Linked DNA regions of Homo sapiens: region 1 is linked to region 2. Evidence: chromatin contacts called from ENCODE Hi-C or POLR2A ChIA-PET data. All regions are on one chromosome and are shown on one strand. Each heading gives the region's core, a stretch centred on a gene start or an enhancer-like site at or near the end of the contact. The rest is flanking DNA. Distances are from core to core; before and after follow the strand shown. Region 1 holds the start of ATP6V1G1 (ATPase H+ transporting V1 subunit G1). Region 2 holds the start of HDHD3 (haloacid dehalogenase like hydrolase domain containing 3).

Region 1 (6,466 bases), core at 2,250-4,749, 1.2 Mb after region 2:
CTCCCAAGTAGCTGGGATTACAGGTATGCACCACCATGCCCACCTAATTTTGTATTTTTAGTAGAGATGGGGTTTCTCCATGTTGGTCAGGCTGATCTCAAACTCCCGACCTCAGGTGATCCACCCGACTCAGACTCCCAAGGTGCTGGGATTACAGGTGTGAGCCACCGTGCCCGGCCGGGTTTGTTTTTGTTTTTGTTTACTGTATATTCACAAGGGTATGAAACTGTCACCACTAATTCCAGAATGTTTCCATCACCCGAAAAAGAAAACCCATGCCAATTAGCAGTCACTCCCCCATTCCTCTCCCCTCAGCCCCTGGTTAACCACTAATCTATTTTCTGTGTCTATTTGCCTATTCTGGATTGTTCCTATAAACGGAACTGTATAATATGTAGTCTTTTGTGCCTGGCTTTTTTCATTTAGCATATTACCAAGTTTCATCCACGTTGTAGCTTTATTTCCTTTTTATAACCAAATACTATTCTATTGTATGAATATGCTACATTTTATCTACTCATCAGTAGATGGACATTTGGGTTGTTTCCAGTTTTGGGGTACCATCATCTCTTTTAATCTTCATGCCACCTCTAGAAGTGTGTATTGCTGTCTTCCATTGATTGACTGAGTGAACTGTGGTTTCTTTCTTTTGTTCTCCTTTTGTTTATACAGATGGGGCCTCCCTGCATTGCCCATGCTGGAGTGCAGTGGCCATTTACAGGGGCAATCATAGTGCACTACAGCCTCTAATTCCTGGCATCAAGGGATCCTTCTGCTTCAGCCTCCCGAGTAGCTGGGTCTACAGGCATGTGCCACCATGCCCAGCTAATTTTTGTATTGCTAGTAGAGATGGGGTTTCACCATGTTGGCCAGGCTGGTCTGGAACTCCTTACCTTGTGATCCACCCGCCTCAGCCTCCCAAAGTGCTAGGATTACAGGTGTGAGCCACCACGCCCAGCCTTTATTTCTTTATTAAAATGTACTTTAACTGGCTGGTCGGGGTGGCTCACACCTGTAATCCCAGCACTTTGGAAGGCCGAAGCTGGTGGATCACGAGGTCAGGAGTTTAAGACCAGCTTGGCCAAGATGGGGAAACCCCATCTCTACTAAAACTACAAAAAAAATTAGCCAGGCACAGTGGTAGGCACCTGTAATCCCAGGTACTCGAGAGGCTGAGGCAGGAGAATCGCTTGAACCCGGGAGGCGGAGGTTGCAGTGAGCCGAAATCGCGCCACTGCACTCCAGCCTGGGCTACAGAATATCTAAAGAAAAAAAAAAAAAGAAAAAAGAAAAAGAAATAAGGTACATTTGCAGAAGTATAATCACTAACTCTGTCAGATGTTATCTTATGTGTAAAAGAGGCAAGGATTAGTGTAATTTATCCTTTAAGGAATATAGTAACTCAGGCAGGAGACATGTGGGCCCATGTGCTCTATTCTGTTTTATCTTCAAAACTCTTTCCAGTCCTGTTTCTCACATCAGAAAAGGATAGAAATTCTGTTCTTTCCAACCCCACCACGTCAATCAAATGAAAATGTCCTGAGCCATGAATCCAGCTCCTGGAGTGAAGAATCTTTGTATCAAGAAAAATTCTGGCATTATTTTATGTTCTCAGCACTCAGTGGACTCTAAGAGGTCACCTGGTCCTTTCCTCAGCCCAGAGGATTCCGGCAGAAAAGCAGTAGCTCAGAGGTTTTACTCTGCAGCCCTGACTGGATTCAAATACCCTGTCTGTGTGTTAATAGGGGCATGACTTTTGGCTCAGAGACTTTGCGACTCTCTGAGCTTCAGTTTGGTCAATATAAAATGGAATTAGTAACAGTATCAAAGTTAATGTGAGGAGTGAGTGAAGCGATGACAAGGGCCCGTCATACTGTAAACTCAAACCATGGCTTCCTATTTCCCTATTCACGGTGGATGGGGAGATGTCTCCGTGCCAAGTTGACCCCCTCCCCAACTCCGCACACGCTGGTCCTTTTCCCCTAATCATCTCCCACCGCCTCCATCCCCCACTATCCTTTCCTGGGTAACTTCTTATTCTTCAGATCTTATTTTATTTTTTGAGAATTTTTATTATTTATTTACTTATTTATTTTTGAGATGGAGTCTGCTCTGTCACCCAGGCTGGAGTGTAGTGACACGATCTCGGCTCACTGCAACCTCAGCTCCCAGGTTCAGGCGATTCTCCTACCTCAGCCTCCTGAGTAGCTGGGATTACAGGCGCGCGCCACCATGCCCGGATTTTTGTATTTTTAGTAGAGACCAGGTTTCACCACATTGGTCAGGCTGGTCTCAAATTCCTGATCTCGTGATCCGCCGGCCTCAGCCTCCCAAAGTGCTGGGATTATAGGCGTGAGCCACCGCGATTGGCCTATTTTAATTTTTTAATTTTAATTTTTTTGAGACAGTCTTGCTCTGTCGCCCTGGCTGCAGTGCAGCGTCACGATCTCGGCTCACTGCAGCCTCCGCCTCCCGGGTTCAAGCGATTCTCGTGCCTCAGCCTACTGAGTAGCTGCGATTACAGGCGCGCGCCACCACGCCCGGCTAATTTTTGTATTTTTAGTAAAGACGGGGTTTCACCACGTCGGCCAGGCTGGTCTCGAACTCCTCACCTGAAGTGATCCACCCGCCTCGGCCTCTCAAAGTGCTGGGATTACAGGCTCGTGAGCCACTGCGCCTGGCCTTCAGATCTTAAACACCACTTCCTTGGTACAGCATTCAGAGACACCTCCATATTCCTCTCCCCTTACTAAAGGTTCCTTCTTACGGCACCCTGCATTTTTCCTTCATGACTTTATCACAGTTTGTAATTGTCTATTTATTTTAATTAATCTGTCTGTGTCCATAAACTGTGAGCTCCGCCGGGACCTTGTTTGCCCTGCTCTCTGCTATGTCCTCAATATCAACAGTGGACTAGGATCACAGCAGGCTTTCATCAAATATTTATGGGAAACAGTCCAGTCCATTCCTGAACTCGGGTTCAGAAAAGGATAGCGACCTGTCCAAAATCACACAGGTTAGCGGCAGACTTGATCCCGAGTCTCCTAACTGGCAACCCAAGACTCTATCCCCGGAACTGGCAAGAATCTTCCTGAACTACCCCGATAAAATTTTGAGTGCCAAAGAAAGTCCCAGAAAGGGAGTGAGTAGAGCAGTGTGGAGAGTAGGAGGAAAGTGATTTGACTTGGCCCCTCCTCTCTTGACGTTGAGCATACTGCAAACAGACACTATACGTGGCAGGGCGGCTACAGAGTGAACCAGCGACAGGGTAGCCATTAAAAGAGGCCAGGGAGCGGACAGAGGAGTAGAGGGCAGTACTGCGCAGTAGACTGCACAGGCGCAGTCGAGGAGCTCCGCTCCTTTCTCCTCAGCCCCGCCCCGCCCCATTTCTGCCGAATCACAGAAGTTCAAGAGCGGTCAGCTGATGCTACGCTGTGCGGTCACGTGACAACGGGGGCGAAGCGCAGGCGCAAGGAGCAAGCGCAGATTGTGGGCGGCTGTGTCAGCTGACCCAAGGGGCCTTCGAGGTGCCTTAGGCCGCTTGCCTTGCTCTCAGAATCGCTGCCGCCATGGCTAGTCAGTCTCAGGGGATTCAGCAGCTGCTGCAGGCCGAGAAGCGGGCAGCCGAGAAGGTGTCCGAGGCCCGCAAAAGTGAGTTTCAGGGTGGGGCTGCCCGGCGTGGCGCGAGTCGAAGAAAGACCGCTGGGCCTCAGGTGGTGGGTAGATTAGGCCCGAAAAACTGCGGGGTGCGGGCGTGCGTATAGTCGCGGAAGGTTGTGTGTTTCGAAGCTTTGAGGAGCTGAGGCTCTGGAAGGCTTGCGGATCGCCTGGAAGCCACGATGTGAGATGGTAAATTGGGCGTGGAAACAATAATGGGTTACCGTCCTTGGGGCCTGGAGGCATGTGAAATGGGCTCTCCAAACGGAGCTCTTTGTTCTTCTTCTCTCCCACTTAACCGCTCTGGGGTGGTCAGTCTCGGTGAAGGGAGCCAGCATCCACACAGTTGCTTGGTCTAGAAACCTGGAGTCCTGCTTGCCTCTTCTCCCTCCCTCATTTAGTCAGTCGCCAAGGCTTGCGTATCTTTCACTTTTTCCCCCATGTCTACTACCAGCGTCTTAGTCCAGGACACCAGTTTCTCTAAAGGTACTGTAGTTGTCTAAATCGTTGGCGTGTGTGCGTGTGTGTGTTTCTGATATGTGGCAAGCGCAGTGTGTGTGTGTTTCTAACATGTGGCAAGCGCAGTGTGTGTGTGTGTGTGTGTGTGTGTGTGTTTCTGTCTAATATGTGGCAAGCGCAGTGCCCAGTGCATCAGTTGTCTCCCCTAACGTGGCATTCAGTGTCGCAGTGAAGGAAGCAGGTATTGGGTCAGTTAATTAATTGCAGGAGAGATGAGGGCTGGAGTGGAGAAATGTAAGGTTGCTAAAGAATTTAACAGGTGAGTTTAATCTAGACTGGGGAGTGGAAGAACCCGTTCTGGTCCCCTCCAGTCAATCCATTCTCCTCTCTGCAATCAGTCATCCTTCTAAAATGCAAATATGTGACTTCCTGCTGGTAAGGAACAAAATAAATAAATAAGTGCAGATATGATTTCCCTACCGCCTTTGTAGTCAGACGTTTAGTTCCTGCAGAAGAAAGCTCAAATTCCTTAATGAAGTTGGGGAGGCTCTTGTGGGTCAGGCCTGGTGCTTTCCTCCAGCTATACTGAATCGTTGTGGTCCCTCAGAAGCAGCATGATGTCTTTCACCTGCAGGTTTTTGCACACGCTGTTTCTTCTGACGTGAGAAGCCTTTTCCAATTCTCCTCCCCTTTGTTCTCTGACCCTTAGTCTTCCATCAGACCTCAATTTAGGAAACACTTCTTCCCGGGAAGCCTTTCCTGACTCATGCTTGTCCCCCGGACTAGGCTTGGAGTCCCTCCCAAGTGCTGATTTCTGCCACTGCCGTGCAATAACCTGTTTGTTTATATGGCTCAGTCACTAGACTAAGCTTCTGGAGAACAGAAACTATGTCTCATTTAACTTTATGTATCCAGTTTCCCGTCTGGTGAGAAAGATGCTTCTATCCCTATTTTACAGATAGTAAAAATGAGGCTCAGAGAGAAATGATTTATCCATACCCTGGGAAGCAACATAGTTGGGACTCAGAAGCCTCTTTTTCCATGCAAGGCGAAGATACTGATCTTAGTAATTCCTTGGTGTTTCTCCTAGTATAGGAGTTATTCTATCTGACATCCAACTAGATTTCAAGCATGTCTCCTCTACTTGTGCAGTTAGGGGTTGTGTGGTACTTGGAAAGCTTTCTTTGAGGGTGTTGGGAATGAGAAGAAGCCTTTTGTTCTTGCTCCGGTGACTGGAAAGTTCTTTGTTCTTCCCAGAATATTTCCAGTCATGCCCTTGATAGTGTATTTCCAGAATGACTTCTCACAGTTTGTGTTCTGATGGCTCATCAGTAACAGAAGTTGTATCTGTCGGGAGGGATAGGAGAATAGATTGGGGAAGTGCAGGAAAAAATGCTTGGAATAGGTAAGAATAATTCTGAGTGCCCTAGCCAGGTAGGATTTATGTTTTATACCTTTATCCTGTCAAGCCTGGTGCAGGGTTTTGTATATGTCAGGTAGCTGTGAATTGGTTTTAAAAAGTATTAATTTGGCTGGGCGTGGTGGCTCACGCCTGTAATCCCAGCACTTTGGGAGGCTGAGGTGGGTGGATCACCTGAGATCAAGAGTTTGAGACCAGCCTGGGCAATATGGAGAAACTCCGTGTCTACTAAAAATACAAAAGTTAGCTGGGCGTGGTGGTGTGCGCGTGTAGTCCCAGCTACTTGGGAGGCTGAGACAGGAGAAACGCTTGAACCCAGGAGGCAGAGGTTGCAGTGAGCGGAGATCTGTCCCACAGCACTCCAGCCTTGGGGACAGAGGGAGACGCCGTCTCAAAAAAAAAAAAAAACAAAAAACAAACCAAAGTATTAGTTTATGGCTTACATACTTCTCAGATTTTTTTTTTTTTTTTTGAGACAGAGTCTCACTCTGTCACTCAGGCTAGAGTGCAGTGGCACCATCTTGGCTCACTGCATCCTCCACCTCCAGAGTTCGAGATTTTGTGCCTCAGGCTCCCAAGTAGCTGGGATTACAGGTGCCTACCACCATGCCCATCTCTACTAAAAATACAAAAACATATAAATTAATACATAAATAAAAAAATAAATTTTTGTATTTTTAGTAGAGACAGTGTTTTACTATGTCGGCCGGGTTCTTCTCAAACTCTCGGCCTCCCAAAGTGCTGGGATTACAGATATGAGCGACTGCGCCTTGCCTGTCTCAGAATTGTTAATAGTTAGGAACAGAGAGGTAGTCAGAAGAACTGCAGTTTGAAAATTTGCCTTTCTTGATTTATAATTATGGTTGATTTGCCCAGTTAAGAGTTGGGAAGAGGCAGTATATAAAATGATCCCATCCAGTTTTTTTAATG
Region 2 (6,231 bases), core at 1-2,500:
GAGGCTGGTGCAGCTTCTTTCCCCAGACAGAGCTGATCCCAGACAAGGCCGTCCCCTTGAAACCTGAGGGGCCAGAGTTCAAAGTACGGCTAAGTTGATACTTAGGGAAGGGCGTCACTGGTAAATCTGGGGGAGCCTTGGAGGAAGTTTGTCCAGGAAATGAATTAAGGAGACTCATCCAAAGATCCTCTCATTTTGCAGGTGGGTAGACAGAGACCCAGTGAGGGGCAGTAATTTACCCCCAAATCACACAGGGAGTCACATTGGCACAGCTAAGACTAGAGCAGAGGGCTCTGGCTCCTGACCCACGGCTTTTTTTTTTTTTTTTTTTTTTTTTTGAGGCGGAGTTTCGTTCTTGTTGCCCAGGCTGAAGTGCAATGGCGCGATCTCGGCTCACTGCAACCTCCGCCTCCCAGGTTCAAGCGATTCTCCTGCCTCAGCCTCCCAAGTAGCTGGGATTACAGGCATGCGCCACCATCCCCGGCTCCTTTTTTTTTTGTATTTTTAGTAGAGACGGGGTTTCTCCATGTTGGCCAGGCTGGTCTCGAACTCCCGACCTCAGCCTCCCAAAGTGTTAGGATTACAGGCGTGAGCCACTATACCCGGCCGGCTTTTTTTCTTTTTTTTTTTTTTTGAGACAGAGTCTCACTCTGTCACCCAGGTGTACAGTGGTGCGATCTCGGCTCACTGCAACTTCCGCCTCCCGGATTCAAGCGATTCTCCTTCCTTAGCCTCCAGAGTAGCTGGGACTACAGGCGCGCGCCACCACACCTGGCTAATTTTTGTATTTTTAGTGGAGACGGGGTTTCAACTATGTTAGCCAGGCTGGTCTCGAACTCCCGAACTCGTGATCCTCCCCCGCCCCACCCCGCCCCCCGGCCTCCCAAAGTGCTGGGATTACGGTAAAGGCGTGAGCCACCGCGCCCGGCAGGGCTTTTTCGATTTCTAAAACCGCGGGTTTGGGGCTCTGCGCTGCAGGCACGAACTGCTCACCTTTTCTCCCCACCTCCAGGGCTCGGGAAAGGCGAAGTCCAGGAGCCCGGACCTGACGCAGAATGTCTATAGCTGCCGTCGGCAGCGTGAGCTGGGGCGGCGGTCCTAGGGGCCTTGGCCGCGGCCGACCCCTTGGGTCCCCTTCTCAGCTGTAGGGCGTCCACGGCTCCGGGCCGGTTCCTGGGCCCAGGACCCACCTGACTCACAAGGAAGCAGATTGAAAACGCAGCCGCAAGGCCCGCGAGCTCGGGCGGAGGTGCGCAAGCGCCGGGCGGTGGGGCGGGGATCGCGCGGGCCGCCCCTCCCTACCATCCCGACCCGCCTCTGTCCCCGCCCCGTCCCCGCCCTTATCCCCCTCACCTTCGCCCTCTCCCGCCCCATCTCCCGTCGCCCTCGCCGTCCCCTCTCCCTCCTTCGTCTCACTGTGCACCTCTCTGCGCCCCTGTCACCCGCCTTCACTGCGCGCCTCCGTTACCCTGCACCATCTACGCCCCTTATTCCCTCCCCGCACCCTCTGAGGTTCCCCAGCCCGCACCCTTCCGCTCCGCAGCCCCCGTTACCAGCACCTTCTCCGCCCTGTCTGCGCACCCCCTGCCCGCCACACCGCCGCTCCTCACCGCTGTCTCCGCTCCCCATCCCCAACCCCGGCTCCTGGCCTCCTTTGGATCGGGAAACCCCCGAGAAGTACCCAGGTTGAGTGGGAGGAGGGGAGTTGGGACCCAGCCTGGCTTGCTTAGTGTTGTGTGAACCTGGGCAAGGCCCAGCCCCTCTCTGGTCTCAGGGTCCCCAGTTGGTATTGGAGGGAATTGCTTTCAGTTGGAAACTTGTTAAATCCAAGATAACTTGGTGAGGGTAGAGTCCGCTGCAGTAACCTGCTTTTTTATTCTTTCTCTTTTTTTTTTTTTGAGACGGAGTCTCCCTCTGTCGCTCAGGCTGGAGTGCAGTGGCGCGATAGCCCACTGCAACCCCCGCCTCCCAGTTTCTTGCGATTCTCCTGCCTCAGACTCCCCAGTAGCTGGGATTACAGGTGTGTGCCACCACACCCAACTAATTTTTGTATTTTTAGTAGAGACAGGGTTTCGCCGTGTTGGCCTGGCTAGTCTTGAACTCCTGACCTCAGGTGATCCGCCCACCTCAGCCTCCCAAAGTGCTGGGATTACAGGCATGAGCCACCGCACCTGGCCTCTTTTTGTTTTTAAGAACCCTGTGGTACCATCCTGGCTAACACGGTGAAACCCTGTCTCTGCTAAAAATACAAAAAATTAGCCGGGCATGGTGGCAGGTGCCTGTAGTCCCAGCTACTCGGGAGGCTGAGGCAGGAGAATGGCATGAACCCGGGAGGCGGAGCTTACAGTGAGCCAAGATTCTGCCACTGCACAATATTTGCCTGGGCAAAGAGCGAGACTGTGTCCCCAAAAAAAAAAAAAAAAAAAAAGATCCCTGTGGTAAGAGCCTGGAATCCTAACCACTAGACCACCAGGGAGCTTTTTTATTCTTTTGAAGAATAAAAAAAGAGTTTTATCTTTGTTTGCAAAAGTAATGTATGTTGGCTGGGCGCGGTGGCTCACGCCTGTAATGCCAGCACTTTGGGAGGCTGAGGTGGGTGGATCACCTGAGGTCAGGAGTTCAAGACTAGCCTGGCCAACACGGTGAAACCCCGTCTCTACTAAAAATACAAAATTAGGCGAGGTGGTTCATGCCTGTATTCCCAGCTACTTGGGAGGCTGAGGAAGGAGAATCGCTTGAACCGGGGAGGTGGAGGTTGCAGTGAGCCAAGATCAGGCTACTGTATTCCAGCCTGGGTAACAAGAGCAAAACTCCATCTCAAAAAAATAAAAAAATAAAAAAATAATAAATAAATAAGGTATGCATGTAATGCATGTTAGTCTCAAAAAACTAAAAAATACAAACATATGAGAGTTGGCCATGCAGAGGGGAAGGATCTGAGTGATGGTTAAGGGACCCCCTGATGCAAAGGCCTCCAGGCAAGAAAGTTTTTTTTCCGAACCAAAGAGACACTGAGGAACTATAGGAATGTTGCTAGCCAGGGGGTTTGGGCCAAAGAGGCTGGGGAGGTACCGGAGGGGAAGCTTTGAGATACTTCTGTGCCTGTGCTCTGTTCCTCTTTAGTCTCATCACCTTGCACTATGACCTTAGGCAAGACAGGTCATAAGACAGCCCCCACCACCCAGGCCCCTTTGAGAGGGTCTTGCCGCATACCCTGGAGGAAGGAACACTGCACAGAGAGGCCAAGAAGAATCTACACAGATGGGTCTTGGTGGGTTTCTCTATTCAGTCTATTAGCGTTTTGTGCAATCCTGTTTCTACATGTGAAGGGGTGGCCTGCCCCTCCACACCTGTGGGTATTTCTCATCAGGTGGGACGAGAGACTGAGAAAAGAAATAAGACACCGAGACAAAGTATGGAGAAAGAACAGTGGGCCCAGGAGACCGGCGCTCAGCATACGGAGGACCTGCTCTGGCACTGGTCTCTGAGTTCCCTCAGTATTTATTGATTACTATTTTCACTATCTCAGCAAGAAGAATGCGATAGGAGAGCGGGCTGATAGTGAGGAGAAGGTCAGCAAGAAAACATGTGAGCAAAGGAATCTGAGTCACAAATAAGTTCAAGGGAAGGTACTATGCCTGGATGTGCACACAGGCCAGATTTATGCTTCTCTCCACCCAAACATCTCAGTGGAGAAAAGAATAACAAAGCAGCATTGCTGCCAACATGTCTCGCCTCCCGCCACGGCGCGGTTTTTCTCCTGTCTCAGAATTGAACAAATGTATAATCGGGTTTTATACCGAGACGTTCAGTTTCAGGGGCAGGCAGGAGACAGAGGCCTTCCTCTTATCTCAACTTCAAGAGGCCTTCCTCTTTTACTAATCCTCCTCAGCACAGACCCCTCGCGGGTGTCGGGCTGGGGGACGGTCAGGTCTTTCCCATCCCACGAGGCCATATCTCAGGCTGTCACATGGGGAGAAACCTTGGACAATACCAGGCTTTCCAGGGCAGAGGTCCCTGCGGCTTTCCGCAGTGTATTGTGCCCCTGGTTTATCGAGAATGGAGAATGGCGATGACTTTTACCAAGCATACTGCCTGTAAACATTTTGTTAACAAGGCACATCCTGCACAGCCCTAGATCCCTTAAACCTTGATTCCATACAACACATGTTTCTGTGAGCTCAAGGTTGGGGCAAAGTTACAGATTAACAGCATCTCAGGGCAAAGCAATTGTTCAGGGTACAGGTCAAAATGGAGTTTCTTATGTCTCCCTTTTCTACATGGACACAATAACAGTCTGATCTCTCTTTTCCCTACATACACGGCCATGTACACTTCGTTGAACCTAAGCATAAAAATGGACAGTTTCCTCTGTATCTGTGGCTCTTCATTCTGAAGGCTCCCATGTCACAAAAAAACTATGATCAAATAAATGTATATGCTTTTTCTCCTATTAAAAAAAATACAGACATATTCAGGGTTAGGCATAGTGGCTCATGCCTGAAATCCTAGCACTTTGGAAGGCTAAGGTGGAAGGATCCCTTGAGCTCAGGGGTATGAGACCAGCCTAGGAAACAAAGTGAGACCCCATCTTGTTAAAAAATAATAACAGGCTGGGTGTGGTGGCTCACGTCTGTAATTGCAGCACTTTAGGAGGCCGAGACCAGTGGATTACTTGAGGTCAGGAGTTTGAGACCAGCCTGACCAACATGGTGAAACCCCATCTCTACTAAAAATACAAAAATTAGTGGGGCATGGTGGCAGGTGCCTGTAATCCCAGCTACTCGGGAGGCTGAGGCACAAGAATTGTTTGAACCTGGGAGGCAGAGGTTGTAGTGAGCTGACATCACAGCATTGCACTCCAGCCTGGGTGACAGAGCAAGACTCTGTCTCAAAAAATAATAATAATAATGCAAAATACAAACGTGTACAAAATAAAAAGCCAGCCCCCCACCAACACCCAACCTCATTCATTGACCACCTAACATCTGTGGGCTCTGTGTCCCCTGTCCTTCTCTGAGGATTCAGTGGGAAACAAGGTGGTTCCTGCCTGCATGGGGCATGGGAGGGGCAGACAACCATTGAGTAGATAAATAAACAAAGTGATTTCAGAGAGAGAAGTGGAAGCGGTAAAAACAATCATTTTATGAACAGTGACAGGGTATCTCTTTGGATGAGGTGGTCAAGGAAGGAACAAAGATCTGAATGGTGAGAAGGAGGTTGTCAGGTTAAGATCAAGGAAAGTACTCCAGGTGAGGAACCGGAAAGAAGGGTGTGGGGCCTCAGCCTGCTTACTGAACAAGGGCAGTAGCCTTGGGGCAGGGAGAGAAGGGCTTCCCCACCCCATCTCACTCCCCAGGGATTGCTGAGGTGACAGTTTTGGTTATGCTATGACACAGTTTTCTAGCAGCACACAAACATGTATCTAATTTTCTTTCTTTCCTCTCTTTCTTTCTTTCTCTTCCTCCTTCCCTCCTTTCTTTCTTTTTTTTTCATTCTTTCTCTCTGTCTCCCTCCCTCTTTTCTCTCTCTCCTTTCTTTCTCTCCCTCCCTCCCTCTTCTCTCTCTCTCTTTCTCTCTCTCTCTCCTTCCTTCCTTTCTCCCTCCCTCCTCCCTTCCCTTCCCTTTCTTTCTTTCCTTTCTTCTTCCCTCCCTCCCTTCCTCCCTTCCTTCCTCCCTCCCTCCCTCCCTCTCTCTCTCCCTCCCTCTCTCTCTGTCTCTTTCTCTCTTTCTTCCATTTTTGAGACGGAGTTTCACTCTTGTTGCCCAGGCTGGAGTGCAATGGTGCCATCTCAGCTCACTGCAACCTCCACCTCCTGGGTTCCAGCGATTCTTCTGCCTCAGCCTCCCGAGTAGCTGGGATTACAGGTGCCTGCCACCACGCCCAGATAATTTGTGTATTTTAGTAGAGACAGGATTTCATCATGTTGGCCAGGCTGGTCTTGAACTCCTGACCTCAGGTGATCCACCTGCCTCAGCCTCCCGAAGTGCTGGGATTACAGGCATGAGCCACCGAGCCTGGCCCTTTTTTTTTTTTTTTTTTTTTGTGAGACAGAGTCTTACTCTGTCACCCAGGCTGGAGTGCAGTGATGCGATCTGGGGTCACTGCAACCTCTGCCTTCCAGGTTCAAGCAATTCTCCTGCCTCAGCCTCCTGAGTAGCTGGGATTACAGGTGTGCGCCACTGTGCCCGGGTAATTTTTTGTATTTTTAGTAGAGACGAGGTTTCGCC

The links. A loop is a pair of places that touch in the nucleus more often than their neighbours do. ChIA-PET counts read pairs that join two places held with the same protein, here RNA polymerase II (POLR2A). Pooled maps may share reads with other maps.
Region 1: a loop to region 2 is called in a map of naive thymus-derived CD4-positive, alpha-beta T cell, with 9 times the contacts of the local background. The contact joins the promoter of ATP6V1G1 here to the promoter of HDHD3 in region 2. A Hi-C loop is called at or near these places in 1 of 168 maps with a recorded cell type or tissue (naive thymus-derived CD4-positive, alpha-beta T cell), 1 of 37 single-sample maps with no recorded cell type and 3 of 50 pooled maps. POLR2A ChIA-PET finds 5 or more read pairs at or near these places in 1 of 52 experiments (WTC11).

What each region holds. Positions count from the first base shown.
Region 1 is chr9:114,584,270-114,590,735 of GRCh38, forward strand. It overlaps ATP6V1G1 (ATPase H+ transporting V1 subunit G1), which reads left to right and starts at 3,500. Exons shown (of 3, transcript NM_004888.4): 1 at 3,500-3,651. The coding sequence starts at 3,570. RefSeq lists enhancers at 1,959-2,778, 2,779-3,597, 3,236-3,315, 3,426-3,935.
Region 2 is chr9:113,375,736-113,381,966 of GRCh38, forward strand. It overlaps HDHD3 (haloacid dehalogenase like hydrolase domain containing 3), which reads right to left and starts at 1,251. Exons shown (of 3, transcript NM_001304509.2): 1 at 994-1,251. RefSeq lists a silencer at 1,103-1,622 and an enhancer at 5,358-5,417.